Regions from separate parts of the Mus musculus genome. Here all the other regions are linked to region 2. Evidence: chromatin loops called from intact Hi-C (ENCODE). Cell type or tissue: left cerebral cortex. All regions are shown on one strand. Region 1 has its middle 400 kb from the start of Rps6ka3. Region 2 has its middle 570 kb from the start of Cnksr2. Region 3 has its middle 340 kb from the start of Rps6ka3. Region 4 holds the start of Cnksr2 (connector enhancer of kinase suppressor of Ras 2).

Evidence for each region. Hi-C counts contacts between places; a loop is a spot of excess contacts. Peaks named below come from ENCODE experiments on the same cell type or tissue, not always from the same donor. Only the 100,000 strongest peaks of a DNase experiment are listed, where the experiment ranks them.
Region 1: it touches region 2 in a loop (23-fold over the local background); 4 of 42 quality-filtered maps call a loop at or near these places.
Region 3: it touches region 2 in a loop (30-fold over the local background); 5 of 42 quality-filtered maps call a loop at or near these places.
Region 4: a loop joins it to region 2, with 5 times the contacts of the local background. A loop is called at or near these places in 7 of 42 quality-filtered maps.

Annotation. Positions count from the first base shown.
Region 1 is chrX:158,848,699-158,856,698 of GRCm38, forward strand. No RefSeq gene overlaps it. Among named protein-coding and RNA genes, the nearest start is that of Rps6ka3, 400 kb to the right of the region's middle. In left cerebral cortex, no CTCF peak of the experiment used is centred here; DNase peaks (open chromatin) are centred at 2,280, 3,241, 3,790, 4,317 and 1 more place; H3K27ac peaks cover 2,640 bases.
Region 2 is chrX:158,609,823-158,617,822 of GRCm38, forward strand. No RefSeq gene overlaps it. Among named protein-coding and RNA genes, the nearest start is that of Cnksr2, 570 kb to the left of the region's middle. In left cerebral cortex, a CTCF peak has its summit at 3,990; DNase peaks (open chromatin) are centred at 4,039, 4,454, 4,638 and 5,481; H3K27ac peaks cover 3,964 bases.
Region 3 is chrX:158,914,085-158,922,084 of GRCm38, forward strand. No RefSeq gene overlaps it. Among named protein-coding and RNA genes, the nearest start is that of Rps6ka3, 340 kb to the right of the region's middle. In left cerebral cortex, no CTCF peak of the experiment used is centred here; DNase peaks (open chromatin) are centred at 4,697, 4,943, 5,218, 5,860 and 4 more places; H3K27ac peaks cover 3,788 bases.
Region 4 is chrX:158,038,862-158,046,861 of GRCm38, forward strand. Cnksr2 (connector enhancer of kinase suppressor of Ras 2) reads right to left here and starts at 4,336. Exons shown (of 22, transcript NM_177751.3): 1 at 3,916-4,336. The coding sequence starts at 3,979. In left cerebral cortex, CTCF peaks have their summits at 3,030, 3,684 and 4,878 (motif pointing right); DNase peaks (open chromatin) are centred at 3,227, 3,675, 3,944, 4,541 and 1 more place; H3K4me3 peaks cover 5,180 bases; H3K27ac peaks cover 4,055 bases.

The DNA.
Region 1 (8,000 bases), 240 kb after region 2:
ATTTTGTTATAGATACTCAGCAAATGTTGGATGCAGTAACCAACCAATGAATACAAGTTAAAGGAAATGATAAAGGAGAAGCTTCTTGTGAGAAATTACTCCAGAATTTGAAGCAGTGGTTTGTGGATGAGCATGGAGCACCATAACTGCAATTTTCTAATAAAAGTTTCTGGTTCTGTAAGTCTGGGATCTTGTCCCCAAATTTGCATTTCCAACGAGCTCTTGGGGGATTCTGATACTTTCAGTTCAAGGATCAAACTGAAAGCCACTGGTGTGAGGGCACACAGATGAAATATATACTGCAAACTAACCTAAAAAGTCCCATGGCTTTTTTTATACCTTAAAACAATTCCCAGGTTGGAATAGTAAGTATAGAAAATTTTCCAAAACTTTTCTTTTTTTAAATTTTATTTTAATTAGGTATTTACTTCATTTACATTTCCAATGCTATCCCAAAAGTCCCCCATAACCCCCCCCCCACTCCCCTACCCATCCACTCCCACTTCTTGGCCCTGGCGTTCCCCTGTACTGAGGCATATAAAATTTGCAAGACCAATGGGCCTCTCTTTCCACTGATGGCCAACTAGGCCATCTTCTGATACATATGCAGCTAGAGACACAAGCTCTAGGGGGTACTGGTTAGTTCATATTGTTGTTCCACCTATAGGGTTGCAGATTCCTTTAGCTCCTTGGGTACTTTCTCTAGCTCCTCCATTGGGGGCCCTGTGATCCATCCAATAGCTGACTGTGAGCATCCACTTCTGTGTTTGCTAGGCCCCGGCATAGCCTCACAAGAGACAGCTATATCAGAGTCCTTTCAGCAAAATCTTGCTAGTGTACGCAATGGTGTCAGCACTTGGAGGCTGATTATGGGATGGAACCCCGGGTATGGCAGTCTCTAGATGGTCCATCCTTTCATCTCAGCTCCAAACTTTGTCTCTGTAACTCCTTCAATGGGTGTTTTGTTCCCAATTCTAAGAAGGATCAAAGAGTTCATTCACACTTTGGTCTTCGTTCTTCTTCAGTTTCATGTGCTTTGCAAATTGTATCTTATATCTTGGGTATTCTAGGTTTCTGGGCTAATATCCACTTATCAGTGAGTACATATCATGTGAGTTCTTTTGTGATTGTGTTACCTCAATCAGGATGATGCCCTCCAGGTTCATCCATTTGCCTAGGAATTTCATAAATTCATTCTTTTTAATAGCTAAGTAGTACTCCATTGTGTAAATGTACCATATTTTCTGTATCCATTCCTCTGTTGAGGGGCATCTGGGTTCTTTTCAGCTTCTGGCTATTATAAATAAGGCTGCTATGAACATAGTGGAGCATGTGTCCTTCCTACCAGTTGGAGCATCTTCTGGATATATGCCCAGAAGTGGTATTGCACCGGGGAAAAATTCCTGAATAGAATAGCAATTGCTTGTGCTGTAAGATCGAGAATCCAAAACTTTTCTATGGAAGAGCATAATCATATTTTAAAGTGCCTTTAAGTTCTTGCATATGCTTTATACCAATTGGATCAAGAGATAACATGATTTAAAAATCTTAATTCCAAGTTGAATAGTAGAATGATAAATAGCCAATAAATGATTTACAAAGTCTTAATATTATACCAAAGGGCTTATATTTTAATGTTAAATGGAAAAAGTAAATATGAATATGTGCCTAACTTAATCCCAAATGTGTTAAATAAACATAGGAAAGTATTAAAAAGAATTATCTCTACAATAACTATGATTTTCTTTTAGGTAAAGTAATTTGGAAAGAGATAGTGTTTTCACTTTTTATGACTTTCAAATATTTCTATAGTAAGCATGCATTAGGATGGGCAGTAGAACTTACCCAGCCTGTATAAGACCATGTATTCCCTCCCAACACTAAAAGTAACACTGAAGTTGGCATAATAAGTATTGATTAGTTCTGAATTTTTAACCTGTCAAAATTTTTACATATTCATAAGTATCCAAAAAAGACTTATACACCAAATCATCTTTAAGTTCTTTAATTGAATGAACATTAAGTAATTCATTCATACCCCCCCAAAACTGCCTTTTAAAGACAAGCATTAATTCATTCTTATTTTCCCAATTCCAAATCATAAAACCTATATACAGTGTTGTTAAAAATAAAACACAAACACCTTAATTAGGATCACATTTGCAAATCTCCCTGTTGATTTTCCATTCAAGGACTTTGTGAAATATTTTTAGTGCTGTACAAAATGAAAGGAACTGGAACGCTAATTAGCATGAATCCTGCTTTTCTCTAGGTTAAACATGAGGTGGCTTGTTTTAAAGCAACGTAAAAGACAGCCATACTGTTGTGAAGGCTATCTTTCTGAAATGATGCTGTTGCAGAAAATTGTTTTATGCAGTAACCACAAAAGAGTGGTACCTAGGGGAAAGTATCACATCTTTTGAAAAAAAAATTAAAATGAACTAATCTCAGTTTGTTCAAAGATCATAAGCACTGGAATTATAATGGTGTAACCTTCACATTTGAAACATGTAAATATTCCATAAAACAGAATTAAATATAATAACAGTTCTGAAAATATTTAAAGTAAAAGGGCACAAAGGAATATAAGTATGTATCTAGTTGTTCTCTACACTGAACAGGCAGGAATTCTTCCAGGTTACTTTATGACGTGATAATTATAGCTATGTCTCAGGCTTCGGATTAGATATACTTATACTGAAAAGTATCCATTAGTTATCCAAATGTCCAGATTTACTGGGTGTCCTTTGTTAGCTAGATAAGCTAAAGAGTTCACAGAACATTTGTCTCATTCTTGTAACTTCCCATGAGTAGTAATCATTTTTAAACAACCTTTAAGTGAAAGAATAGAGTTGGATTCAGACCATCTGAAACTATCTAGAGTTGAGGGTAAGTATTAAAAAACAAAATAAAACATTTCATGAGGTAAAGCCTCATGTATCCTATGTTGGTCTTGAACTTGCTTTGATTCTCCCACCTCCACCTCCCAGGTATTCAAATTACAAACCTGTGCCAGGGCATCTGGTTTTAGGCAGTGCTGGGGGCTTCTTGCAAACCACAAATGCATTCTTCCAACTGAGCGACAAGTCTAGCTATGTATATTTGTCAAAAGATAGAGTCAAAGAGGCAATAGTACCGGGATAAGACATAACATAAAATCACTTAAGGACAGCTGAGCCAAAGACTTAAAAATAAAACTATTCCTTAAAGCTGGGTTGTGGTTTTGCTAATTCACAGGAGACGAGAGAGATGAGACTGGAAGCCATTTCTATGCCCATGGTGCTGCACTGACAACAAAGAGATTATTTAAATCCAGTGCAAAGATATTTGTATTTAGGTTCTGCCTTGTACTGTTATTAAATGTATGACTTGGTCATTTTCTTTTCCTTTAGAAACATCTTTCTGCAGACCTGAAACTGCATGAAAGACAGTAGAATTAAATGTGAAAGTTGGGAAACAGCAGAAACAAGTCATAGAGAAACAAATGTCATTCTTTTACCATTGATCTATTTTTTTTCTTCCATTGAAGCATTGTTTTTAAAGAATATCAAGCTGTTTACTCTTGAGTCATTTCAACACGAACCTGAAGCGGATAAGAAAGGAAAATAGCAGGGTGAGCAGTCCTTCCAAATCTCACTCACATTCTCAGTTTAGGGGGAGTGGACTTGAAGAATTAACTTTCTTCTCTGGGGGAGGGAATTAAGGTAAGAGGGAGAGAGTACTATGAGAGTGAGCAAAAATATCACAGCAGCAGAACACATGGTGAGTGGGCAGAGTGGGAGAACACTACAGAAATGGATATGCATGACCTCACCATGAGCATCCCTAAAATAGCCTGGAGAGATGGGAGGATTGACAGCTTACTCAACACTGTGTGTCCAGATGCACAGAGCAGACCAACAGCTCAATAATCATTCCTTGCCTGTCAGTTTTGTTGAAGACCAGTGCTTAAAACCCAAGATAGTTTTGTTCAGAGAACCAAGTATATGCTTTTAAAGTGTATTTTTCCACTTAGCAACATGCCTGAAGCAGATTTCTTTTCTTGAAGCCAACAGTCATATCCCATATGTGATATATGGATAGTACTTTGCAGAAAACTACCAGCTAAGGAAAGGAATTTAGGGTTTTCATGATGAACATTGTAGATTAGAGATTTACAGATCAAATAATGCATGCCTCACTTTTGACAAGCTTATTTTCAATTTGGAGGGAAGACAAAAAATTCACAGAAAGTTGCAAATTTCATTTAAAAGCTTTGAAGGGTTGAAAATTGCCATCTTTCAAAACACTTGTTCCACACTTTCAGATTTGCAGAGATTTTCTAGTCTACCATTTCATCCATACAATAGCTCTCTGAGGAGGAGCTTTAAGGAATTCAACATTGAGGATGCAAGCAAATACCATCTCAGCAGTGGGACTCATGAAGCCCTACTTCTAACTAAGGAACTACTAGCACTTGATAGCTGCAAGGGGAGAAAGATCCTTCTTTGAAAGTGTAGCCACTGGCAGTTGCTGATGCTCCTATGAAATGTTCCCCACCCATGCACATATGGACAGCACTAAATTAACTGAATTTAATAACAATGAAAAGAATAATAATAATATTACATGAAGCTTGGAGGTAGACATGAGGAGGGCAGGTCTAGGGGAAGTGGGAGGGATGAAATGGCAGGTGACTATGAACATGTTTTATTTTACTATGTACATATGTATTATGAAATCATCAAAGAATTAAAAGGAACTTCTTAAGAACTACTTCAATTCCACATCACACCAGTCAGAATGGCTAAGATCTAAAATTCAGGTGACAGCAGATGCAGGGAGGATGTGGAGAAAGAGGAACACTCCTCCATTGTTGGTGGGATTGCAAGCTTGTACAACCACTCTGGAAATTAGTCTGGCAGTTCCTCAGAAAATTGGACATGGTACTACTGGAGGATCCCGCAATATTTCTCCTGGGCATATATCCAGAAGATGTTCCAACCAGTAAGAAGGACACATGCTCCACTATGTTCATAGCAGCCTTACTTATAATAGCCAGAAGCTGAAAAGAACCCAGATGCCCCTCAACAGAGGAATAGATACAGAAAATGTGGTACATTTACACAATGGAGTACTACTTAGCTATTAAAAAGAATGAATTTATGAAATTCCTAGGCAAATGGATGAACCTGGAGGGCATCATCCTGATTGAGGTAACACAATCACAAAAGAACTCACATGATATGTACTCACTGATAAGTGGATATTAGCCCAGAAACCTAGAATACCCAAGATATAAGATACAATTTGCAAAGCACATGAAACTGAAGAAGAACGAAGACCAAAGTGTGAATGAACACTTTGCCCCTTCTTAGAATTGGGAACAAAACACCTATTGAAGGAGTTACAGAGACAAAGTTTGGAGCTGAGATGAAAGGATGGACCATCTAGAGACTGCCATACCCGGAGTTCCATCCCATAATCAGCCTCCAAACGCTGACACCATTGCATACACTAGCAATGCTGTGTACCATTGCATACACTGACTGGATGCTCAGAGTCAGCTATTGGATGGATTACAGGGCCCCCAATGGAGAAGCTAGAGAAAGTAACCAAGGAGCTAAAGGGAACTGCAACCCTATAGGTGGAACAACAATATGAACTAACCAGTATCCCCAGAGCTTCTATCTCTAGCTGCATATGTATCAGAAGATGGCCTAGTCGGCCATCATTGGTAAGAGAGGCCCATTGGACACGCAAACTTTATATGCCTCAGTACAGGGGAATGCCAGGGCCAAGAAGTGAGAGTGGGTGGGTAGAGGAGTGGGGGGCGGTATGGGGGACTTTTGGGATAGTATTGGAAATGTAAATGAAGAAAATACCTATTTAAAAAATCAAAAAAAAAAGAACTACTTCAAATAGTAACAATTCACTTGATTTGCTGACAGAGATGTGGAAACTAATTGGCATCCTCAGATGCATATTCATATCCCTAACCCTGCACTATCCAAGGTTTTTGTCCTCAGTAGCTGCTAAGCAAGTGTCAGTGAAGGCAAGTGGTACTGATGTCTTGATAAGTGTTGCAGATGAAGAAACAACATGAATTGCACCAGCGAACTCGATGCTTCACACAGGTAGCAGTTCAGAAAACAGAAGGAGTAAACTATCAGGAGACAAATAATGTTGGAGCGCTTATTACATGCCAGATGCTGTTCTAAGCCACTAACTGCTATTTCCTTATATAAATCTCATGATAACTTGGTTATTATGCTGAATTTTTTAAAAAGCTAAATGGAATCAAACTATCATAACTAAGCTTTTCATTATTCAGCCAGTAAGGGAATAGTCACTTCAGAAATCCAGAGGGAGGGGTTAGCCCAGGGTAGTATTCACAGGACAAAGGATAAAGGAAGGAAGGAAGGAAGGAAGGAAGGAAGGAAGGAAGGAAGGAAGGAAGGCAGGAAGGTAGGGAACTCTTGATTTTAAAACAGTGATGCATTCCAGAGCAGTGTGGAAGAATAGAGAGAGAGAAAACTCAAACAAGGAATGTGTGTTAGTGAGGAACCATTACGACAGTGACTGTAACCAACAGATCACAAAATCACTGTGGCTTTCTATGTCAGTTTGTTGTCCATGTGACTTCCAAAAAGAAAACGTATTCATGACATTGTTTTTCCTTTTATCTCTTTCTTTTTTGATCAGGTCCAGTCCCTTAGGGTATATTGATAAATGCTCTGAGCCTCAGTGGAAGACAAAGGGAAAGAGAACATGAAGAAGAATTCTCGGAATTGGTCTATTTCAAATGCCTGGTTACTATTTTTCTACCCTGTATCCACTTCTCTTACTATGGCTAAGTAAAACTGCAAATGATGCTTGAAAGTTCAATCCAGCAGTGTGCCTGGGAGAGAGAAAAGAGAAGACAGCCTCAATTATAGCATGTACACTGGAACTGCTGCCATCTACTATAGAAAGCCCTCATTGTTCTCTTACAGTTCAGTCTCAGGCATCATTTATCACTGACCATGATGGTGAGAGCTGACTGAAAGGGTGGTAATCAAACATAATATTCCCCTTAGTATTAGCAGCCACCTCTAGTCTGTTCCATGAGTGTCTACTTTCCTCCATCACTGTGTTCTCATTTGGGAACATCAACTTCTTAAAGTAATGTAATGAGCATGCAAAAAAAAAAAATTCTGGCCAAGGGAGCCCTACCAAACTGCTAAGAGGAAAATAATGTCAGGAAACTCAAGGTGCATGAAAACTCAAACACAGGAAAGAATATTTCTTTCAAATCTGTGAAAGGATAGAGGTAAAATTCAATCAGAAGTATTTTCAGTAAGTCTAGAGCATAGAAGGGATAGATGCTAAAAATGTGTGACGTTTCTGTGCCACTGGCAACAGACCCCCAACCTTGTGTGTGTTATACACACCCTCTTCCACTGAGCTGCATGCCCAGCCACCAAAATAATGTCTTCAGGAGATGGATGTGAAACATGAAGAAATGAGAAGTGGACAGAGAGGAAAAATATGCCCATCACTTCCCAAAGAGTAATGAATCACCAATGTCATTGACAAAGACATTTAAATTAGTTGTGTGTGTGTGTGTGTGTGTGTGTGTGTGAAAATACTGCTAAGTTACAGCCATAAACCTTCCTCCATCTCCAATGAATGATCTAGGGCATTCCTGTAAACTTCCAAAAGATAAGAGAGAACTAAATCTAGTGAAGCCCAAACTGGGGTCTGTGGACCTCTTCTTCTACCATCACTCTGACAAAATGGAGCTTCTCTCCTCACCATGCTGAAATCATTGTGGTCAATGTCACAGCAGCATCTTCTATCTTGGCATGTAGTCTGTCACCTTTCCATCCTTAAATGTATTGTCTTCTCAGCTGCACTCAAAGAAGTTTATCACTATCCTTAAATAAGTTTCTCTCTTAGTTTCAGTGACATCATGGTCATGCTTTGCTCAGCCTGGGTTCATTCTCCATCTTACTTGGGTGGGCTGAGGCACTCATTCT
Region 2 (8,000 bases):
AGCAATGGAGGAGTGTTCCTCTTTCTTCACATCCTCGCCAACATCTGTTGTCACCTGAATTTTTGATCTTAGCCATTCTGACTGGTGTGAGGTGGAATTTCAGGGTTGTTTTGATTTGCATTTCCCTGATGATTAAGGATGTTGAGCATTTCTTTAGGTGCTTCTCTGCCCTTCAGTATTCCTCAGTTGAGAATTCTTTGTTTAGCTCTGTACCCCATATTTTCATAGGGTTATTTGGTTCTCCAGAGTTCAACTTCTTGAGTTCTTTATATATATTGGATATTAGCCCCTTATCAGATTTAGGATTGGTAAAGATCTTTTCCCAATCTGTTGGGTTGCCATTTTGTCCTATTGACAGTGTCCTTTGCCTTACAGAAGTTTTGCAATTTTATGAGGTTCCATTTGTCAATTCTTGATCTTAGAGCATAAGCCATTGGTGTTCTGTTCAGGAAAATTTCCCCTGTTCCCATGTACTCTGCCCCACTTTCTTTTCTATTAGTTTCCATGTATCTGGTAAATCATATTTTTAAATAGAAGACTAAGATATAGCTCAGTAGTCAAATATTTGTCTTGTATTTATGTACATTCAATACCCAGTGACACAAAAATTCATGTAGCCTAAGTGTATGTTGTTCAAGTCTATAATAGTTTATGCTAACAACCTAATCCTTCAGTCACTTATTTATCAACTCACCTAGAGAAACTTCTAGTCCTGATAGCACCATTCAGTATAAATGAGCTGTACAAATACATCAGTTTTAATCTTTTATGCTGTTTATATTATATGTTACTGTATCCTTTCTATACTTACCATTGTATTACAAATATCTATAGTATCCATTAATCTGTTGTACAACTTTTTAACTTAGGATCAATAAGGTATATGATTATACACCATAAAGCATTATGTAAAAATATAGTGTTCAAATAAATGAAATAAAGTTTCTTAGAATACATACCCATCATTAAACAAAATCATGATTATATATACTCAGAACACATAAGATTACTCATAGGCATGAATATTTATACCAGTATTATTCATAACAATTTGGTACTAGATACAAAGTGAATATTTATCAATAAATAGTTAAATATAATTTGGTGTACCAATATAATCAATGTTATTCAGCCATACAAAGGAATGAAGTCCTTACATATACTATGGCCTAAATGAACTTTGGAAACTTTGTTAAAGATGAGAGTTGAAGGTAACCAAACACTGTTTTGTGTGTGTGTGTGTGTATGTATATATATATATATATATATATATATATATATATATATATATATATGTATATATATATATATATTAAATGAGATGTCCAAAAGAGGCAAAATTATAAATCGAGCAAGTCCACAGGTATACTTTAGAACTTTCTAATTTGAGATATTTGATGATTTAAACAATGGCTATAGCAATAAGATCAAGTTTTAGGTAATAGGAAGTATGTAAACAATAAAGAAATGAAGTTATTAAAAATATCATCTCCAAAAGACATCAATATTGCAGACATAATAGGACAGTAGAGGGAGACGCTAATTATTCTAGAAACAGAAACTTTCTGATAAATTTGGGAGTGCTTTAGAGGAACATAACAAGAACAGGAACATATGGAAAGTAGAGCCTTAGCTCCCTTAGTTAGACAAAAGACACCTATCTTTGAAGTATTAATATTATCAAACTTAGAGTCACATTTGGTGGCCAAGGCCAGATCTGGCCACCCATCCTTCATAAGCCAATTAAAGGTGGAAAGCAGACACATTGGTAATGAAGCCAAAGAGGTCCAGCTAATGAACTTTACCCCTTCGTCTGTCTTCTGGGTCCTGGAGTGAGATTAAAGTTTAGTGGGCCAAGGGAACATCTAAGTAGTCCTATTTGATGTGTCATCCCACCAACTACTGATCCATCATTGCCTGGGCCACAAGTCTCACCCTATAAAATGGTCTAACAAGCTGTTTGTCATAGTTAGTATTTCGTTGCTGTAAAGTGACACCACAACCAAGGCAATTCTTATGAAGGAAAATACTCAATTAGGGCTTACTTACAGTTTTAGAGATTCAATACATTATCATCATGATTGATATGACAGAGTCCGGATCACCATAGGCTTTGCTACCCTTGGGGCCAGGTGTCCTGGATGCTATATAAAAGGCTGAGCAAAACCTGGAGAGCAAGCCAGTAAGCAGCATTCCTCCTTGACCTCTATTTTAGGTCTACCTACAAATTTCTCCCTTGAGGTTCTGTCCTGACTTCTATGAATGATGGAGTATGATCTTAAACCTGGAAGATGAAATAAAACCTTCTTATCCCCAAATTGCTTTTGTTCTTGGAGGCTTATCACAGAAATAAAAAACTAACTAAGACAGGTCCTCTTCTAGCAAAGTCTACAATAGTCCATTCCAGTTTAGTTTGTAACCTTCTTATTACAGTTTCATACCTTCTGGTTATTGTTTTTAATTTCTTTTCAACCAAATGGTAATACATTGTTTCAACCTTATTCTATTCTATTCTATTCTATTCTATTCTATTCTATTCTATTCATCCAAAAAGTCATTTACAAAAAGAAAAGTATACGTTTCTTCTTTCCTATAAATGGCAAATAGGTCTTTTATGAATTTAACAGCAGTGTTAAAAGGCAAACTTTCAAAATTATGTTCATGGAAGATTTATCCTTTGACAAAGAAAGTGGGGGCAGAGGGAGGGTCCAGATGAAGTTAATCGGGAAAGAAGATAGTCAGATATAAGGAAATTCCTTTTATTTTGTATTATGTTCCTATTCAGGCTCTCTATATAAAGTTTTACTGTATGTATCTACTCTCTGCTGTACTCTTCTCAGAAAAAAGAAATCAGTATCATTGTTAATGTTTTTTTCTGTTACTCTGGTCTCTATCACAGGGACTTCGTAAATCACAATGGTCCATCTCAATTTGCATTGCAATCATTCACTAGACATTTGAAATTGTCAATTCTCAGACTCCTAGATTCCTCTCTCTGATGCTATAATTCTCTTTCCTGCATCTTAACACATCATAGGTCTCACTTTTCGTTTTCTGGCTATGTGCAGACCTCTACTCTTGCCCACTCCTGAACCTTTCACCCTAATTTGTAGTTAACAGTCTTAATGGTGCAAGTCTTAGGTATAAAGCCCCAGCTATACAATGCCTTATCACTTTAATCTCCCTGGCTTTTCCATACTACTGATAGTATTACTAAAATGCTGGCTACTATCAGCTGGGTCTGCCATAATTGCTGCTATCTAATCTTAAACGACTATTAACTGCTCATAAAAATCCTTCCACTTCCCTTTACAAAAAAAAAAAAAAAAGAAAAAAGAAAAACGTTTATGAGGTGCCTCCACAATGTCTCCTCTGACTCAAGTCACTGTCTATGAGCACAGCATTTCAGCTTGAATTCTCTCCAGTTTAAACCCTCTGCATTCTAGTTCCACCCCACCCCCCTCATTTTGAGGCAAAGACAGCTCTGCTTATTATTATCATCATCATCCTTCAGTTCATTGTGGACAATGGATAATCTGCCTAGAAAGATGCCAATCTCTCTTGCTCCAAATCTTCCATTGAAGTAGAATTGGATTAACCAGCCATCCATAGCCCTCCATAAAGTAGTCAAATTTATCATGCCACAATAATTCAAATTATTTCCTGTATATCATGTTATGTTTACATCAACATAAACCATTTGTTCTTTTCCAAGAGAGGCCTGAATTCCATGCTTCAATGCTTGGTAAAGCCAAGGCATTGCCTTTTATTTCTATAATTGGAGTTTAAATCCTAACCGCATCATTTGGCAGTTGGGTAACTTTCATTAAGGACATAGAATTAGTGGCCATTGGTTCCCTAGTTACTTGTAAGAATCAAGTAAAATGATACTTGCAGTACTAAAAAAAAAGATAAAAACCTATATAATGCTGAGATACAATGGGGAGTGTTGTTTTTTATTCCACAAATATTCATTTAGCACCCACTATTGGCAAGCATTAGTACTGCAACTGTTCACTTTCCAAATGAACATTATACGTGTACTTAAAAAGTAGAACAAATATGTACCTCCTGAGTTACATAAACAAAAACAACTGAGAAGATTCAAGCTCACATAAGCTAGGGATTTGGAAATAAAATGAAAACAACACTTCCTCATAGGTTGATGGCCAGTTTCAACTTAAAACCACCCTCCTGTAGATCTTACACCATCATGGCTGCATTTGCGGACATTAAAATGAGTTCACATCAAATAACTTAGACAAAAGGATGCTGAAAATTTATGAAAATCATACTGGAATCTTTTATTCCTCAGAATATTTTAAAAACTGTGTTGCTTTAACTAATCCCAAGTCTAGAATCTCTTCAGTCCATGCCAGATGGGATGGTCAGGAGCAGATTGCACACACAAGCTTGCAAGAGAACATGGCTCTATAAATATAGCTTCCCTTTATGGTGGCTGAAACTCTACTTTGTATAGGAGAAGACCTTACTGAAAAGAGTGTTGTTTTCTTTCACTAATCATCAGTACAAAAGAACATGCCAAATGTGCATTTTCTCCAGTACTAGCAGACTTGCTATGCTGGTACCCCAAAACTGAATTTTTGAATCTCAGGGTATTGGGGAGGGGAGTGGGTCGACAAAAGATACCCAGTGAACAAGCTGTTTCTCTCTCCCTGCCCGTCTTTTTGAAAAAAAAATCCAAAATAGAAAATTTAAAAGCTTAAAAAACTTCGAGGCAATTTAATTTAAGTTGCTTCCCATGACTTTAAACACTGAATATTCACACCTACGTCAGTACTACATTGAGAACCTCCTACTCAGAGACTGTATTTAGGAGAGGAAGGATGCTGTGGTCTGAGATGAGGACTAGATTTGAGGGATCTTAAGTTCGGAGAAGAATTCTTTAGTAAGACTCCATAGTTCAGCAAATTTTTATCCTTTCTCCTCCATGGAGATTCTGGGAAAAATTCTCATAGAGCCTCTCCTTATGAATAATTATGGGAGATTAAAAAATGATTACAAGATAAAATAAAATTTCTTAGAACCTATTTCATGGCTTACATACATTCTGATTCAAACAACAGTGTTGTTCCTAAGAATCTGGGTATACCCTGAGTGAGTTTCAGCTCCAGGATCTCCTGAAAGAACCCCAAGGAACAGGCATTGCTGTGTGTCAATGAGAACAATGCAACATATATATATATATATATATATATATATATATATATATATATATATATATATATATAATAGAGCTTGTGCCACTATTAGATTTTAATGTATAGGGCAGATTTCTGGATCATCCCATTTTTAGGGAAAATGCATTTTAGCTTTAGTTTTTAAGCCATAACATGGTCAAATTGCATATCTGGTCTATTACTTCACACCCCACCATTTTCATGTTTTTTAGCTTAAGCCAAGCCAGGTGAGTAGGCGTCATCCAAGATAAAATCTTGCTGACTTTTTTTTCCTCCAAAGAAAAGCTAGCGAACAGGAGGTAATAAATGCTATGCTTCCTACTCAGACTTTGTCACATAAGATGTCAGTTCTTTATTTTAATTATATTCCTTGCCAGCTCAAAGAGGCAAGTAATTTTGCTGCATATTATCCTACCTTTGTAAGAGTTCTTCACAGGCAACAGTGGAAGAGGTCTTTCATTTGTTGTGCCAGAGTTGGTTTTAATATCCAGTTCCCAGCCACTCTCTTGTATCTTGAGAAAAGAACCAGTTTATGTACTGTCAAAAAAGAGAAGCAGAACAAATAATTACTTAAATGCCAGTATATTTGAAACTTAAAATCTTCTCCAAAGCAATGTAACAATACAAAGAGGTTAAAATTTTATTTTAAAGAGGCAACTCCCCCCACTACAATTGAGTAGTGGTATTGATCAAAGTGGTGATCAAATGCAAACATCATCAAGAAGATGGGATGGAGGGGAAACTAAGGATTTCTCTTAGTTGGATATAGGAGACCAGGTTATAAAATGAGGATTCTATTTGTGTGCTTGACACAGAGACCACTGCAAGAATGGTGAGGAAAGACTATAGAGAAGGAAAGGGAAATATTCAAGGTACACTGTAAATTCCACCACCACAGCAGCAACTGAAGTCAAATCCCAACAGAAACCCCTAGGAAGCAGTATAAAATATATACTTCATGGTTATCTCATTTTATAAGGGATGATTTATTGGAAATAGATACCAAATTTCTGGCAGCCATTGGCTTAGGGCTACTCTTGTGAAATTAAAGGGTATATTTCACTGATATTTGCCATCTGCTTCTCCAGTTTCAAAAAAAAAAAAAGTTCTCAGGTCCAGAGATGCAGATATTGGCATCTAGAAGGAAGCTAGAACCTGGTGGCTGTCCAGGATCAAAGAAGGGCAAGCAACATACTATTAGCTTCTTCTACACAGCCTCTTTGTGCTGGTTGGGGATTTTCTGAGTGAGAATGTTGTGTTGGCCCCTGATTACGGAAGCGCTAGATACAGTTGGCAGAAGTAGCAAACAAAAACACAGAATGAAAACAAGGTCGATCTACAAAGGAGGAAACAATGATCTACTTGCCCTCTTCTCTCCTTACCAGTATCTGACACTTGCCTTTGCTCAGGTGAGACACCTTTGCTTACATGCTAAAAGTCAAGGTGTTGGTCTTTTTTGTATTTATCTGTACAGAGATGCAAAACATGGATTTTTACCTTAAAACTGGATGATCTGAGTCCTTTCCAATATGTTATGTAAGTTATAATTACCAGCAAATAAGTAACACATGCATATATTTATTGAGGGTTTTAATTGTTTATTTTTGAAATTTTTCATACATGTAATAAGATCACATACATGAAATATGATCACATTATACCTCATTTCTTTTTTCCAAATTCTGCACTCCATTTCATGCTCAACACATTTCCATCTCACATTTTTTTTTGATAACCCAGTAAGTCCAGTTAGTGCTTCCCAAATGTGCATGGGTGCAGAGCATCCACTGGAGCAAGGGAATCCAATGAGTAACCACATACTCGAAGAAGAATGATATCTTCCAACAACTATCCACTTGTAACAGCTTCTACAGTAAGTGGGGCTTGGAAATTTTCTACACCAACTATATTGGGAGTTTGGCTGCCTTGATCTTGTGTAGGTTTTGTTAACTATGCTGGGAGTTTGGCTGGCTCAATCATATATAGGTATTATGTAAATAACCCCAGCTACTGTGAGTTCATGAGTGCCATAGCCATTCCATGACCACAAGACAGCACTTCACAGCATTCCTATCCATACTTCAGCTCTTATAGTCATTTCACCTCTGCAATGTTCCCTGAACCTTGGTGATACTGGGGTTAATCTAGTCATTCCATTTAGTGCTGAGAATTTAGTCTTTTATTTGTGGTGGTTTAGCTGGTCATGCTTCTGTGCACTGATTGCTGCCCACAGTAAAAAGAAGTTTCTCTGATGAAGGGTGAGAACAGCCCAGGTCTATGTACATAAATACGAATATTTAGAAGAATGCTTAACAGTACAACTTAGCAAAATGATAATAGCCTTATTGCCATCATACCACATACCATATGGTATACCATTATACTATAGGGCTATAACATCCCCAGCCATGGACTTTTACCAGGATTACAGCACCAGGCATGAAATCCCCTCCTGTGAAGCAAGCCTCAAATTCAATCAGACAGCCATTGGTAAGCTCATCACAGTCAAGCTAATGTTGATCATGTTGGCACATCTTGCCTGGCAGATCAGCATTGCAATACCTAAGACCCAGTGCTGAGTAAGATTACTATGGTGTGTTTCCTCCTTCATCAGCCTGTATAGCACCTTACACTCACCCATATCAAAAATATTGCTCCTGTCTAAAGGAAATGCGTGGGCAAAAAATGGAGCAGAGACTGAAGGAAAGGCCACGCAGAGACTGCCTCACCTAGGGATCCATTTCATCTGCAGAAACCAAACTCAGACACTATTGCTGATGCCAAGAAGTGCTAGTTGAC
Region 3 (8,000 bases), 300 kb after region 2:
CGCTCTCTTCTGGCATGTCTGAAGACAGCTACAGTGTACTTATGTATAATAATAAATAAATCTTTGGGCCTGAGCAAGCAGGGTTGACTGGAGTTGGAGCGGGCAGAAATCCTAAAAAAGAAAAATTCAATTCCCAACAACTACATGAAGGCTCATAACCATCTGTACAGCTACAATGTACTCACATACATAAAATAAATAAATGAATAAATCTTTTTTAAAAATCAGAAAGTAGCTTGATGATGCAGCTCAGAGCTTTAGAAGAACAAGAAGCAGCAAACAGAAAAGAAACAGATGTCAAGAAAGTATAAATACCAGGACAGAAATAAATGAAATACAAAACTCAAAAACAATTCATAGAATTAATCAGAAAATAAACTGGTTCTTTAAAAAGACTAACAAGAGTGACCAATCCTAGCCAAACTAACCAAAAAGTGTTAAGAACTAAAGTAATAAAATAGAGATGAAAAGGGATTTGTTACTATAGATTCCAATGAAATCCAGAACAATTTTCAGACATAGGTAAATTTTTAACTTATATGACCTGAAATTAAATCCAGAACATACAAAGAACTGAAGCAGATACATAACAAACAATAAGGTAGAAAATTAAAAGACTCCCAAACAAGAAAAGTCTGGGATCAGATAGCTTTATTGCTGAATTTTACCAAACTTTGAAACTGTTTCACAAGGAAGGAAACAAACACTATCAACTCATTCTATGAAGCTAACATAGCTCTCTCATCCCAAACAAAAATCACAGAATAAAAATCCTCTTTGAGAAAAAATCTAGAAATAGAACATAACTTAGCACAATAAAGTTTATATTCAACAAACAGATAGCCAGCATTATCCTCAATATAAGAACAGTCCTCCTAAAAACTGAAAAGAGACAAGAGTAACCACTATTATATTATATTATTATATATATATACTATATATTATATATTATTCAGGATAGAGTTTGAAATCTTGGCCACAACACTTTCAAGTTAAACTATCCCTATTTGCAGGTAACATGATATGGTTGTTAAGAATGCCACCAGAGAATTCTGGAAATGGTACACTTTCAGTTAAGTTTGCAGGATATGAACATCAACATACAAAAATCATTAGCTTTTTATATACTGTTATGAAATATAATATATTGGGGGGGCATTTATACCTGGCCAGCCCTTGCCAAAGTATCCCACTGAGAAATCATGCCATGCAATAGACCTCATATAAAGGGAGTTTATTTGACTGAGGGGAAGGGAGTGAGGACCGAGAAGAGGTAAAGGCAGACAGATGGAAGCAGAGCCATGAGGGCAGAGAAGAGGTAACAGAGAACGACAGAAAAAAGGACAGAAAAAGGGAAAAGAGAAGAGACTGGCTGGGAACATGTAGGAACAGAGAGGGATATACACAGAGAGAGAGAGAGAGAGACAGAGAGAGACAGACAGACAGAGACAGAGACAGAGAGAGAGAGAGATAACTGGGGTTATGCAGAGCAGCCATTTTATATGTTGGCACCTGGTGGCAGGTAATGACAGAAGGTTGTAGCAGAAGTTCCTGGAAGGAGCCTAGTAGAAACACCTGTAAGCTAACAAACACCAGTAATAAACTCACTTAGAGGGAAATCAGGAAAACCATTTATTTACAATAATCTCAAAAATCTAAGGAGGTGAAAGGTCTCTCTCTAAAGAAAACTTTAAACACTGAATATACATATACAAACTTTACTGAAAGTGTACCATTGAAGAAAACAGTGTTAGGTCTCAAATCCTGGGAAAAATAATTGAGGTACCTATTTAACATGTCAAAGTGGACTAGGCTTCCATGTTCTTTCAGCTTCCCTCAGTTCCTACACATTAAAGGGTATGGAGGGGAAACCCTGCCATCTACCCCAAACTCTCCATCCCAGGGGCTGGGCTTCCCTTAAGGCTCTTTCTATATAAAGTAGACATTTTCATTACCTATCCCTTTTGTACCTTTGCCCTCTTGACTGCTGCACTTGGTCCCCCTCTCTTCTCTCTCCCTTCCCCTCCCCATCTCCACAAATGACTCAGAGTCATGTCTACTGTGGACTCTCCCAAATGCCCTTGTATCTGGCTATGTTCTGTCTTTTCTCTACAATAACCTTTCTCCTCCACCATACCTAGGAGCAGTCATGGCCTTCTCTTCTTGTTTCTTTTTCCATTCTGAAAGTATACTACAGAAATATCTCTCATGATCCTGTATTAGCAAAATAAACATTATGAAGATGGCTATACTACCAAAAACAAAGTAGATTCAATGCAAATCTTAACAAAATTCTAGTGACATTCCCCATGTGACTAGAAAAAAAAACCTAAAATTGATACAGAAATACAAAAGACCATGGACAATCAAAACAATTCTAAATAAAAAGCATACAACCAGAAGCATCACACTGTGTGGCCTTATGCTATAATACAAAGCAATAGAATCAAAATTAGGATGATATGGGCACAAAAGAGACTTGTAGACCAACAGAACCTTATGTAAGATCCAGAAATAAACCCACATATCTATGGTCACCAATTTTTTGACAATGATATCGAAAATGTACACTTAAAAGGTTTTTTTTTCCAATAAATAGTGCTGGCAAAACTGGATAGCCATTTGCAGAAAAATGAAATTAGATCCACATCTCTTTCTCTGCACAAAAATCAATTCCAAATGGATCAAAGACCTTAGTTTAAAACCCAGAAACACTAAAACCACTAAAAGGAAACATAAAGAAAACACTTCACAAATAGATATAGGCAAGAAATGCCTGAATAGAAGCCAGTAGAACATAAAATAAACCCAAGAATTGGCAAATGTGATTGCATGAAATTAAAAGGCTTCTGCACAGCAAAAGAAACTGTCTACAGAATAAACAACAGCTCCCCCCCCCGCAAAAAAATTTGCTATCTATAGTTTCAGACAAACAGATATTTAAATACATAAAGAACTGCAAAAATTTAGCACTCAAAACACCAAAACTTCCACCCAATAAATAGGCCAATGACTTCTCAAAAGAAGATATTCAAATGCCCAATAGATACTTTTTAAAGTGTTCAGCATCTTCAGTCATCAGAAAATGCAATTTAAAATTCTTTGAGATTCCATCTAAGCCCAGTCAGAATAACTATCATAAAAATAACAAATTAACAAACACAGATGAAAACATCAGGAAAAATGAACCCTTATCCACTGTTAGTGAGAATGTAAATTGATACAATCCCTATGGAAATCAATGTTAATTCAAAAGAAAATCCTAAACACTAGAAGTACTATGTGACCTAGCTATATTCCTCCTTGGATTGTATCCAAAGTCTCTATATCCTAATGCAAAGATACAAGAATATTCATGTTCAGTGATGCTCTATTCGAAATAGCTACGAAATAGAATTTATCCATTAACTGGTGAATAGATAACAAACATATGATACATATACAGAACAGAATTTTGTTTAGCAGTAAAATAAAAATGAAGTTTGTATGAAAATGAGTGCTACTGGGAAACCTTGTATTAAGCCAGATAAGTCGGGTTCAGAAAGGCAAATACTGCCTTCATGAGATGGAGCCAGTAAACATTCAATTATAGACAACAGAGGGGCACCTGGGCCTTTACTCAGTCCAGAAGAGCTAATAACACTCCAGGGCTTGTTAGGGGACAGGAAGTCATTAGCTTAAGAAGTGTAGTTCCTGAGGAGTTACTCAGGATCCAGTGGATAGCATCACACTATGCATATGGAAGTGGCCCCTGTTAAATCCAGAAGAACCCAAAGAAAAAGTAAAAATCTTGAAAATGGGTTAGGGATTTGGTGGAAAGAGGAGCAGTTTTGTGAGGGTAGAAGAAGGATACAAGAGAGGGTGTGGGTGAGTATGATCATAATTATTATATTATACATTTATGAACGTGGCAAATAGCATAGAACAAAAAAGACTGCCCTGTCTCTCATTCTCTCTGTCTCTGTCTCTCTCTGTCTCTCTCTGTCTCTCTCTGTCTCTCTCTGTCTCTGTCTCTCTCTCTCTCTCTCTCTCTCTCTCTCACACACACACACACACACACACAGCCCCTAGCTTCTAATTGTTAAAGATACTAGATATAAGTAAGTATAAAACTAGGAAAGGGCCCTTGAGATGGAAGGGAAAAAAAGATACTTTAATGGAGAAGATGAGGAAAATAACAGAACATGTGTGACTAAAGTGGAAGCAAAAATACTGGGTATAAAAGGATAGGGCAGGAAAAGGGACACATGTCAGAGGAATCAACTCAAAGACTATGCATGTAATTCCCACAGGGAAACCTGTTACTTTTCAAGCTAAGTTTAAAAAGAAATGAAGCATAAATTGATACCTAGTCAACTGGATTGGTGGTTTAAGTAGCTGCCATGTTGCCTGACTCATAATAAGTTTAAGTTGTTGGTTACTATTATTAATCACTGATTAGTACTCTTTTACAGTCCTAAACCTGCAGAGCTTTCCTTGATCCTGAGCAATCACAACCACGTGGGTGCCAGTTTCTTTCTGTCCAAAGTGGTCACTTACCCTTCCTAAGAAACACTCTGCTGGAAGACTTTCAATGGCTTCAGTTTCTCTAGACTGCAAAAACTAGGAGGTCCACATCCCAGGGTATCCAAATCCCTCCGGGATGTGGTCCTTCTTTCCTTTTCCAGTTGAGTAAAGGTTCCCTGAGGTTTGCAGTAGCAGAAAAGAGTTAAACAAAGGCATAGCTCATATGTGAGAACAGTTAAGCTGAAAGGCAGAAAGAGAAGCAATGTATGCAAAAACTGGAGTTAAAACATTATTTTACTAAGGGAAAAAGAAAAGGAGATAAGCAGCTGGGTGAAAAAAGAATGGTGTTGCAAAGGAGAGACAGAAGTGGTCCCATAAATGGGGCAGAGAAAGCCAGTAAGAATCACAGGGCAAAATCAAAGACAGATTTAACACGGGGCTCTGCTCACTTCTGTGCCCATTACCTAGCTCTGCATACAGCTTCTCCAACCTTAATATTCTACAGCAGACCCAATAGGATGCCCCCAATTTGGGTACATGTTCTTACTTCTATTTTAAGCTTTTAATCCCAATTGTTAACAACTCCATTAAATATAAAACTTCCTTTCGGAGCTACTTGGAAATGTGTTACATAAATGCTGTACATATTCCCCTCTTCTGTGGCTTCTAAAAATAGGAACTTGGATGCTGGCTTTGTTCACTGTGCGAGCTCCCACTTGCACACCTATCATGTTCAGAGTCCAATTGGGACAGATGACTTTTGCAGGCTTTTCTTTTCTCTGTCTCCCATCTCTCCTTGCATATGCAGCATATTTTTTTTAAGTGAAGTTTAAAGTTGCTGAAGAAAATGACATGCTGCTACAGGAATGAGAAGGCTATTGACAATCCTTGTTCTCTTCTGAGTCTTACAGATGCCCCAGGAGACATCTGTAGGGCACACAGAAGAACCCTGCTATAAACATTTAGGAGGGTAGTAGAAAAGACAAAAAAAAAAATGAGTGATTGGGAATATTTATTTAAGAGCTGAAGTTCCTCTAAGCTGATAATGTGGCAGGCACTTCACTGAATTCAGTTATTCCATCAGGCCGACTAGATTTCAGTTCATGCTTCATTGGTGAGTATGCAGATTGAGTCTTAGATATGTTCAAGAATTTGACCCAAACTAGAAAGCAGAAAACTGGTGATTCCCAGGTTCAGACCTAGATCTTCATGGCATCATAGCCCATGTTCTATGTGCAGAAAAATCACATATTGATTTTGAAACAGAACCCTAGGCAGGGTACCCCAGAAGGCACACAAACAATGATCAGAATTCTGATTCCCCCGGCCATACCAGTAGGGATGAGAAGAGGAGAGCAAGATGATTTTCTGTCTTAAATGTTTCTGAGGCAAATGTTTCTGACAACTGTTAGAACACTGGGGCATTAGAATGGATCCAATCTGCATGACTGCTAGGGGTCACATTTTTCCAGGCAGGCCTGATATACAACTCAGAATCTACCCAACTGGCAAACCAAACCCCAAACAAAAAAAATAATAAGAAATAAAAAATAAAGAGAGAGAGAGAGAATTTTTTTTTCTTCACCCACACTGGAACCTGCATCAGTTGAAAGCTGTTTTGTTGTGGCAAGAGAAACATTAAATGTCACACACTGAATTTGCTCTGATTATGAGCTAGCCATATCCCTCCGACAGAGAAGGAGTCAGGCAGAGTCACAGGTGTTTAAAGAAAGCATCCTGCAGCAATTTAAACTGAGTACTGGAGGCAGTGAGCAGGGCACCAGGGCTTTCTTTGCATTTGCATATGCATATGGTCAGAGGGCTAAAAACAGAAAGCCCCATCCCTGGGACACACATGCTCAATCAGGCTGCTTCACCCTGTGGGCTAAGTTTAGCAGAGCTGCGTGGTATTGGTGTTGCCTCTCACTGGTTTTTGTCAGTAAGTCTCTCTTTTCTCCCTTCAGCTGAGCAACACGCACTAAAAGAGACATAAGAAATAATAGAAGGGGCAATATTTCCAAGGTCACACAGCAAATAAAAGGCAGATCTGTGATCTAAACCTAAGCCTACATTTCTGCTGCTGTTGTTATTTTGATCATTTTTCAGTCATGTTTTGTTTTCTCTGGCCTGGACAATGAAAGCTTCCTCACACTGCCCCTGTAGGCTGCAAAGCTATGCCAACAACCACAGAATTTCACCTTAATAAGATGATTTTTCCAAGACAGGATAGTGTCTCTGGGGGGAAAAAAATCCCCCTGCAGATTTTTTGAAATTCTGAAGTTCCTCAGTTAGTAAATATGTGAACAAAAGAGCTAAATATTGTATTGGTCTTTGAGGTTTAAAAAAAAATGAACCCCTTTTAATCAACTGTGTGCATTGGATCTTTTAGCAGTGCTGACAAACACTAACAGCACTAATAGTACTGAAGAGCTCCTATATCCCAGCTTACTGTGTGCTTAACATCAAGTCACTGAAGTCTCACTGTAATCCCCAAAGATGCTTGCATCGTAGGGATCAAAAGCTCTGCTGGGGACAGAGTAGCACAGACCTATAATCACATCATTCAAGAGGTAGAGGCATGAAGACCACCCTGAGCTACTCAGCAAAACCCTGTCTCCCCACCACCATCCCCCAAAAAGAAAAGAAAGAAAAGAAGCAAAAAGAAAAAAAAGAAAAAAAAAATTGAAGGCTTTTCCATACCACACAGTACCTAACTAGGATTCCCCAGAGAGAATTACTCAGACAATAATTGCTATAAAAACACTAAGGAAATTGTTGATAAATAGTGACACTGTTTGCAGAAATGTGAAATACAAAGTACTTTGGGGATTTTTGAAATACCATAATATCCTGAACAATGTTGTCTTGGTTGTCGAATGTTGCTGTGTTCTTGGAAAGAAGTCAAATAAACAATGTCATCTACATTTATTCTAGAGAGAAGGGTAACATGTTAGATTGGAAGGCATTGTGTCATCATTTGCAGCTTGTAAAACTGAAGACCAGGAAGGGAAGGAATTCAAGAATACTCAGCCAGCTAAATCAGCCGGGATCAGAGCCAGATGTCCTGGAACTGCAGGCCCTTTCCCACTCACCCGCAAGTTGTATCTTTCCATCTTTCCCTTCAAACTGCTCCCTTGGACCATGGCAAATGGACACAACTAATACACTAATGCCCCACTCTTCCAACACTTGGCAGAAACGTTTGTCTCGGAAACATTTAAGATGGTGTTATAATCGTTTTTCTTTTTTTCTTTTTAAATGTCTTTTCTGCGAAAGAAGCAGTAAGACTAAGCTTCAGGCTTCTCTGCCTCATCATTATATAATACTTGTCTGGGACTGCAAATCACTCGCAGAAGGACAAAGCTCGGGGGAAGAAAGGGTGGGTGTGAATCTTTTGTGATTTCTTGAGTAACGGGAGGCGATTTGTCATTTTAGGAAAACTGGAGCCTGTGTTCTCAGATTCATGCACGATCCAGCCTGTTTGACTCTACTGA
Region 4 (8,000 bases), 570 kb before region 2:
CTGCTTCACTCTGCAGATGATAGTCATTTTATTTAACCCAGAAAGAGATTAAAACTCAATTGAAGAATGCCACAGAGGGAAATAAATAGTCCTGGAAAATAATTATCTTGATCATGTGGATAGTTTGCATTAGTCTCTAAGCTCAAAAACTTATGAAAGGAAGAGTGGAATTATTTGGTATAAGATGAACAAGAAAATTTAATAATAAAAATAATAAGAGGAACACTGAAGTGTTCAGAGGTTTTTATTATATTTTAGAGACTCACAGATTATGACATATTTCCAGGATTTTCAAATAAACAGGAACTGAGAAATAATATTCTAGAATAATAGGCTTAGTGACAAATTAGTTATTGGTTTACATTATCATCTATGACTTTTCTCAATAACTTACTTGCCTTTGCTGGTTTTGAAAGATGTTTTAAGATTATCAAAACTATAAGATGATTGAACATGCTTTCCACTTGAATGCTGGTTTAAAGTACTAAAAAAAAAATACAGGCTGTGTATATTTTCTCCAAAAGTAATTTATATATTTAATCTTTAATTAGTGTAAAAGTTTATGAGCTATCACCAAATATTCAAAACTACTATCAAAATAATCTGGAATAGAAATCCTTATTTTAGTGACTCATAAATGGATCATGTATTGTACATTTACTGCAACTAACAATGACAATGTGCCATATCAAATAAACATTGCTAGCAAAAATAAACCAAAAACCAAACCAAAACAAACAAAAAAACTGAACAGTGTTGCATTTACAAAGAGTGTATGAGCAGCTTATATCTTTGCTAATCATATACACATTTTATATCAGTATCTCCTTCAAATATATTTCAATAAATAGATCATTAATTGCCACATTAATGGTCCTTCATTAAACGAGTCTTGAATACACACTATGAAAGCCCAATAAATTTATTTTTATCCTTCATTTCATCCTTTGAGGACTTAGTCTCTATATAATTTCTAGAAATTTCATGAAATCATAATCATATGATCTAATTGCATTTTTCTACCTGGTAAATAAAAAAAGTCTAGAAATAATAAAGTATGTGCCTTACTAAAACAGTATAGGTAGCTATACTTTCACTGTAGCTGAAACCTATAAATATTAAGGATGATGAAGGTGTCATACAAATAACACACTCTGAAGAACTAGAATGCTACAACTATTCAGGAGCCTTACTCATGTTTTAGGGTCTGGGGATGTGGCTCACTTGATGCTTATAGGAAACATGATAATATGCTAGAAGCCCTGAGTTCGATCCCAACCACTGTATAAAACCAGGAGTGGTGGCTTATACCTGTAATCCCAATTCTGGGGTAGTGGACAAAGCAGGATCCAAAATCCTAGGTCATGACTGGCTATACAGGAAGTTCAAGGCCAATCTGTACTATATGATATCCCTTTTCAAACAAACAAACAATAAAATGTTGTTCATGCCTTAATACTGACTTTATAACACTATATATTTAAAAATCATTAAGCAAGGTCTAATCAACTCAAAGCTATAGGCTAAATTGGTAGTCGTCTTTCCAACATTTCTGTTACTGAGGAAAGTGAAAAACTATCTTTTAAATGTCATTTTTTAAAGTTTACTGGGAAAAATAGTAGAGAAAATTAACTAAGGTAACACTATAAAGAGCAAGTTGAGGAAATTCTCATCTCCTCCAACTATTTTTAGAAATCTCATTTTCTGATAGGATCTGAAATGTATATGACTATCACAGAAAATTTAACAATAAGCAGTTTAGGACTAAGCAGCTAACTGGGACCTGAACTTGATAATTAAAGCAGATACTCTCCTAGTCTTATTCAGTCTTTTGTTCTACAAAGGCATGTAAATTCTATCTTGGTTACCTAACTGATCTTCTTAGGTAACTATAAAATGTGTCACCAACAGGTACAAAAAACAAGTTATTCAACTTAAATATCATGTAAAGTTAAAATTACAGGAAATAATCTTTTCCAAAGTTCAAAGAAACTACATTTTGCACTGGAGAGATTTTTAAAGGACATCATATGCTGTGCTTGCTTCAGGGAACCTAAAACAGTGGAGAGAAAGGAAGCCGCAAGCATGTAACTGGGTACGAGGTAAAGAAGATGGAGTATGCAGTGCTCATTACAGGCATCATGGGAATTTCTAGAAGGCAATCCCATGAAGCCAAGACACCATAAGTCTGAATGTTGTTGCAGCAACAGACCCAAACTAAACTCACCTTTCAGAGAAATTCAAAGAAAGCGTTTTAATTCAACATTCTTACTTCCTGTGACTACTCTGTCATCCATGACTAAGAAACTGAAAAGACAGAATTTTCCTGAGGCGTGTGTGTGTGTGTGTGTGTGTGTGTGTGTGTGTGTGTGCGCGTGTGTGTGAATCCAGGAAGCTGGAATTTTAATAGCAAATATGGAAAGAGAACAAGCAGCAGAAAAGATGAGGCACTGTTAGACTTTGTCTTAGTCATCTTTATAACCCCCATGGCAACCAATGCACTGCACACAAGGGGCAGTGGATAAATAATGAATTAGGTTTAATTCAATTCACTTGCACTTACAGTGTGCTTCGCAGTTACAAAGCATTTTTCTTACATATGAGATGAGAAAATCAAAGTAAGTGAGAAGTAACAGGGCAAATCAGGGAGAAAAGGAAGCAAAACACATAAAGAGAAACCCTAGAAGAATAGGCAAATGTCCGAAATGGTGGGGGAAAGATTCGGGGAGAATTTATTTCTCCCTACTACCTTCAATCCCTTCCATCTTTGAGTATATAGAGCTTAGAAAGTCTGACTGCTAAGCAAGCCTTAGGAAAGGGGCTCCTTCCTCTTTGAAAGGGGCATTTTCACAGATAAGGCTTGAAGAATATCTTAAGTTTGCCTGCTCGGGTACGACCTCAAGCAAAACTCTCATATTTTCCAAGCATGTCCAAGAATCTTTTATTTCAATGTAAGCATCCCCTTTGCAGAGTTCAGTCTGGGGATGACTGGAGAGGTCCCCAACAAGCCCCTCAACTCAGACAACAGAGGGAGATAGTGAGACAGGAAAGCCAGGAGACTAGAGAAAAAGCCCACATTTGCGTCTAGGAGGAGGGCTAAGGTTTGAAACTGGTCATTAGAAATTGTCGGGTGTGTGTGTGGGGGAGCCTTCAATATGGAAGAAAGGAGAATACTTGAATGCGCATCACTTTAAACCCAATGTTGGACCCTTAACAAGAAGCCGCGAGAGGTTTAAAGCCACCGCAGACCTCAACCTAGGAAAGCAAAGGACATGCTGGGGTGCACAGGAGGGATCCCACATATATTAGCTTGGATGCTGCCCTAAGGGAAGCATGTTACCCTAAAGTAGCTCGCTCCCTTCCCGATCATCCTCAGCCCAGCATGGAGGAGGGGGTTCCCACCTTCCAACTGGAGCGACTGCATCCTGACCCCATTATGCGGGCTTAAAAGTTGCCAGGAGAGTTGGCGCTGGGGAAGGCACTTGGCAGGGCGAGACCTAGAAGGGGCCTCGGGTTTCCAGGAACAAAGGGGCTGGTGAAGGGGCAGCCACGAGAATAGGTCCCACGGGCTCCTCCCTTAGCCTGGAAACAGGGTCGCCGCGTCCTCTCAACCCGAAGGCGTCGAGGGAAGCGGGAAGCGGGGAAGCTGCGCGGGGATTCCACCGCCCTGCTTCCAGCTTCAACCAGGTGGCGCCCGCCGCCCTCTTGCTCCCCGCGCCCCTCCAGCTGAAGACAAAAGAAGTCTAGGGTCCCCGGGCCCCTGCCAGAGCCAGAGGACCCCTGTCCATCCCCAGGGAGGACCCTCAGCAGTTGGTTGGAAGCTCCCAGGACGTGTTATGCCCTAGCGGGCACCCCTCCCTCGTACCGGGACCCTGCGCCCCAGTGTCGCCTCGCTCTCCCCACAGAGGGCATTACCTTTCATCCAGTCCACTACTTGACTCGGAGACCATTTGCTCACCGGTTCCATTATCAGAGCCATGGGCGGCGGGGTCGGTGCCGCGTGGGACGCGGAGCTCGGACAGAAAGCCAAGTCCGCAGCCCGCTGCGCCCTCAGGTGGGGTCGGTGGCCGGCCGCAGCCTCCCGCGGTGGGCGGCGCGGAGAGGGTGGCTTTTGTGTTTCGGTCCCAAGGCTGGAGCGTCGGAGGTGGCTGCGGTGGGAGCGGCGACGGCCGGCCAGCTGGCCGGGGTAAGACGCCGGGGTCGGCTAGGTCCCAGCCCAGGCGGCAGCCGCAGCTGCGGCGTCCGCGGCTCAGCCCGGGGTGAGCGTCCCGAGGGGCTTCAGTGCATGGCTCGAGCCGCCGAGGTCGCGGCGGGGAAAGGAAGAGGCGCCGGCGCACGGTCGCAGCCAACTTGCCCGCTCGCTCGCCTGGCGCGCGGGAGTGGAGCCCCCGGCACGACGAGCCGCCCGGCGGAAATGACGAGGGGCCTCCTGCCACCCAAAATATCTCTCCGCAGCCCTCGGGTGCGGGGCGCGCGCTCCACGAGCCCCCCGCCCCGCTCGCCGCCGCGCGGTCCCGCCCCCAGGGCCGGCAGCCGGTGCGCGCGAGCCCTGTGCGCGTGCGTGGGCCAGCGCGCGTGGCCGCCGCCCGACTTCTAGCAGACTCGCGGGCCAGGTGTGGGCTGCTCGCGCTCCCGCCTTCCCGCCCCGGGGGTCGCACTCGGCCGGAGCCGCGCCGGGAGGGCGTGTGCGGCAGCGCCTGGAGCCCCGGAGCCAGCCGCTGCAGCTGGAGGCTCGCCCAGCCCCGGGGTCAGTTAGGCAGTCAGGTGCGGCGGCGGCAGGAGAGTGGCTCCCAGTGGCCTTCCAGGAGAGTCAGCGAGACGGGTCGCCCCACCAGTTGAACGGACAACCCGGGGTGGCGGAGGAGGGTACTATAGCACCCCTGTCCCAAGCTCTCCTCGCCACCAGGGGGGAGGGGACGCCGCAGAACTGCTGGGGTGACAATGGGAGTCCTGACTGTTCTCTCTGTCGCCCTCGCGGCTGCTGAGTTGGCTCCCGAGGTGACTCCTCCGGACCCTGCGGAGAACACGGGATGTGGGCTTCCGCAGATGGGAGTCAGGATCTAGCCAGAGACGCCCATAGGAGACTAGATGGCTCGTGCTGTCGGATCTACCCTGGGTGATAAAAGGAACCCGGGAAGTCAGAGATGTCAACTGCAAGAGGCTCCAGCCTCCAGAACCCACACGTGCCTCTTCCCAGGCTCTGCTTCAGTTGTCGGCCACCTCCTTCAACACAAGGTCCCCGACATCTATTTTACATGATGTCATTTTGTGTTCAGTCGTTCTTATATAAGAACGGAAGAGTAATAACAGGACTTAAAGTTAGTGACAAATTGCAAACATAATGTTTCACATATTGTTTGCTTCAAAAAACCTATGCATGCTTCTATGCAACGTTTAGAAATACACATTTTGCCTAAATGAGGCTTCACTTTCAATGACAATTCTAGAGCGTCTAGTAGCAAGCTCTACCACCATTATAGCTGGTTTGTTTTTTTTCCCCCCTCGGTATAATTCTTAAACAGTCACATTGAGTAAACAAGCAACTTCTTTTATTTCTATAATCATTTCAATAATGTCAATAAATCATGTCAGTTCCTTCGGTACCCATTTTGTCTAACTCAAGTTTATAAGATACAGAACACCACTTTCTTCAGTTGGCATGGCTTGGCAAGTTCTCCCCCAACACAGGAGAAGGCAAAACAGGAGTAGATAACACACTGATGTTTTTATGCTAGTGCTACAAACAAATACCATTTAAGAAGCTTGTGTTCAGACTTGTTTACTAATAACCCAAACTCCAAAATATACAAATAAAATTTTAAAAAGAAATTTACTGGGGACTGGAGAGGTGGCTCAGCGGTTAAGAGCACTGACTGCTCTTTGAGAGGACCTGAGTTCAATTCCCAGCTTCCATATAGCAGCTCACGACTATCTGTAACTCCAGTTCCAGGGGTTCTGATACTCTCACACAGTCATACATGCAGGTAAAATAAATGAAACAAATCTTTTTTAAAAAGAAATTTAGATTACAAATTTAGAAATTTAGATTATAAAACAAGTAATGGTATTAAAATATTACTAGTAATAACACACATTTTATTAAGCAAAGTGCTAATCACTTTGTTTTATTCTAGCCTCAAACTAGCTCGACTGTTAGCTACATCTTACAGCTGAGACTTTAGCCATTACATCCTATTCCCTAGATCTATTACACATAGTTACATAAATTACACATGTTAAATAAATTAGTATGTATGATTGTAACAGCAAGTTCATTTCAGAATTTCAACTTGGAAAACAAGCCAAAAGGTTTGTATCAGTGTCATTAAATGGACAGTTGTTGTGAATGGGAGGTCCGTTGAAGATCTCCTGGATGGACATCATCAAATTGTTAACCAAAAAGAAGTCTGAGACACACCATGAATTTCTCTGATCCCTATCTAACCAGAAATGGTGAGAATATAGGACATGACCAAATATGGCTGCAACAGCAAGATGCGGGCCTGGCCTTCTATGACAAGCAACTATACTGTAAATCATAATGCAAGCAAGTGAAAATTAAAGTATCACTTGTCTGATGAGCTGGATATCAAGACAAATGTCTCAGGCCAGGGTGTAGTCATATAGACAGATGATAGATAGATAGATAGATAGATAGATAGATAGATAGACAGACAGACAGACAGACAGACAGATAGATAGATAGATAGATAGATAGATAGATAGATAGGGTGTGTAGGGAAGATGGAGAGAGAATATAGATAAGGAAAGATAAATTAATTAAAATTATGTGACAAGACCACTGTAAAAGAAAATGAGAAAGTAATATTATAGAGAAATAAAAGAGAATTTTGAGGAAGACCCTATATTAGATTGAGGGAGTACATAGTCCCCTCCAATTTGTGTTACAGTTAGGCTTTTTTTGTTTTGTTTTGTTTTGTCCAATCATGTAAAATGACTAAAACTAAATATAAATCTAAGAATGAACCAAACTGTGAGTATAGATTCCTATTGTTTAACAGAGTGTACCATGGCCTTAAGCATTTTTCTTAAATTCTCCTCACTTAGGATCACCAATAAAATATAGCATTTGACTTTGACAATCTAATCAGCAGAAATTGTTTCAATCTCTTCAAAACATAACAGGCTCTTCACTTTCTGCATCCTTGACTTGGGCAGGGGAGAGAAAAGAAAGGATTAAGTCATCACTGCTCTTATTCTTTTATTCTTTAACTACAGATGACTCAGCTGAATCTTTGTGGTATTTTTCTTTCCCCAACTGTTTAAATAAGCTACCATTCATGTAGTCTGCCTCTTATTCAGAATTTAACATCTTGCCCCATTTTTTGTAAGTATAGTATAATGTTACTCTATAAAAGCCTCGTCAACTTAATATTGCCTTTTCTTAGTATACAATACAATTTTTAAAGATTAGGAGTAAAGAATGTTGTCGTAAATATATACAAAAATATAATGAACCAATTAGTATGACATCACAATTCTTCCACAGGCTAGATTTAAAAGCCAAACTATGAACCTTTGGAAAGAGCCTCAGATTCTTTTTTAAATTCAAGCAGAGTAGAAATATTACATTAATTAAGTTAATTGTATCTATACTTTTTGAGATATTTGCAACCATATCAAAATGAATCACTTGAAATAATCTTTTTTAGTGATGTCAATCCAATTTGTGACACTGGTTGATGCTTTGTCCCTATAGATTTCAAAATAAAAATGAAAATCCCTTAACCAACATACCCTCTGTTAAGATTTTAGAGTGTAATGTGCTCTTAACTGGCTTTAGATGAAGAATTTACACATAGTCCTCTAACTGGATCTTATTTTTAGGAATTCTATCAGCTAGGATGGGAGTCTTCCACTAAAGGAAGGACTTTTAAGCTTTGTCTCTTTGGAGCCAAAGAGAGAACTAACATAAATGTATTCCAAATTGGGCTTATAGGGATATGGACTTTTGCTTACCACTTATTTTGCAAAGATAC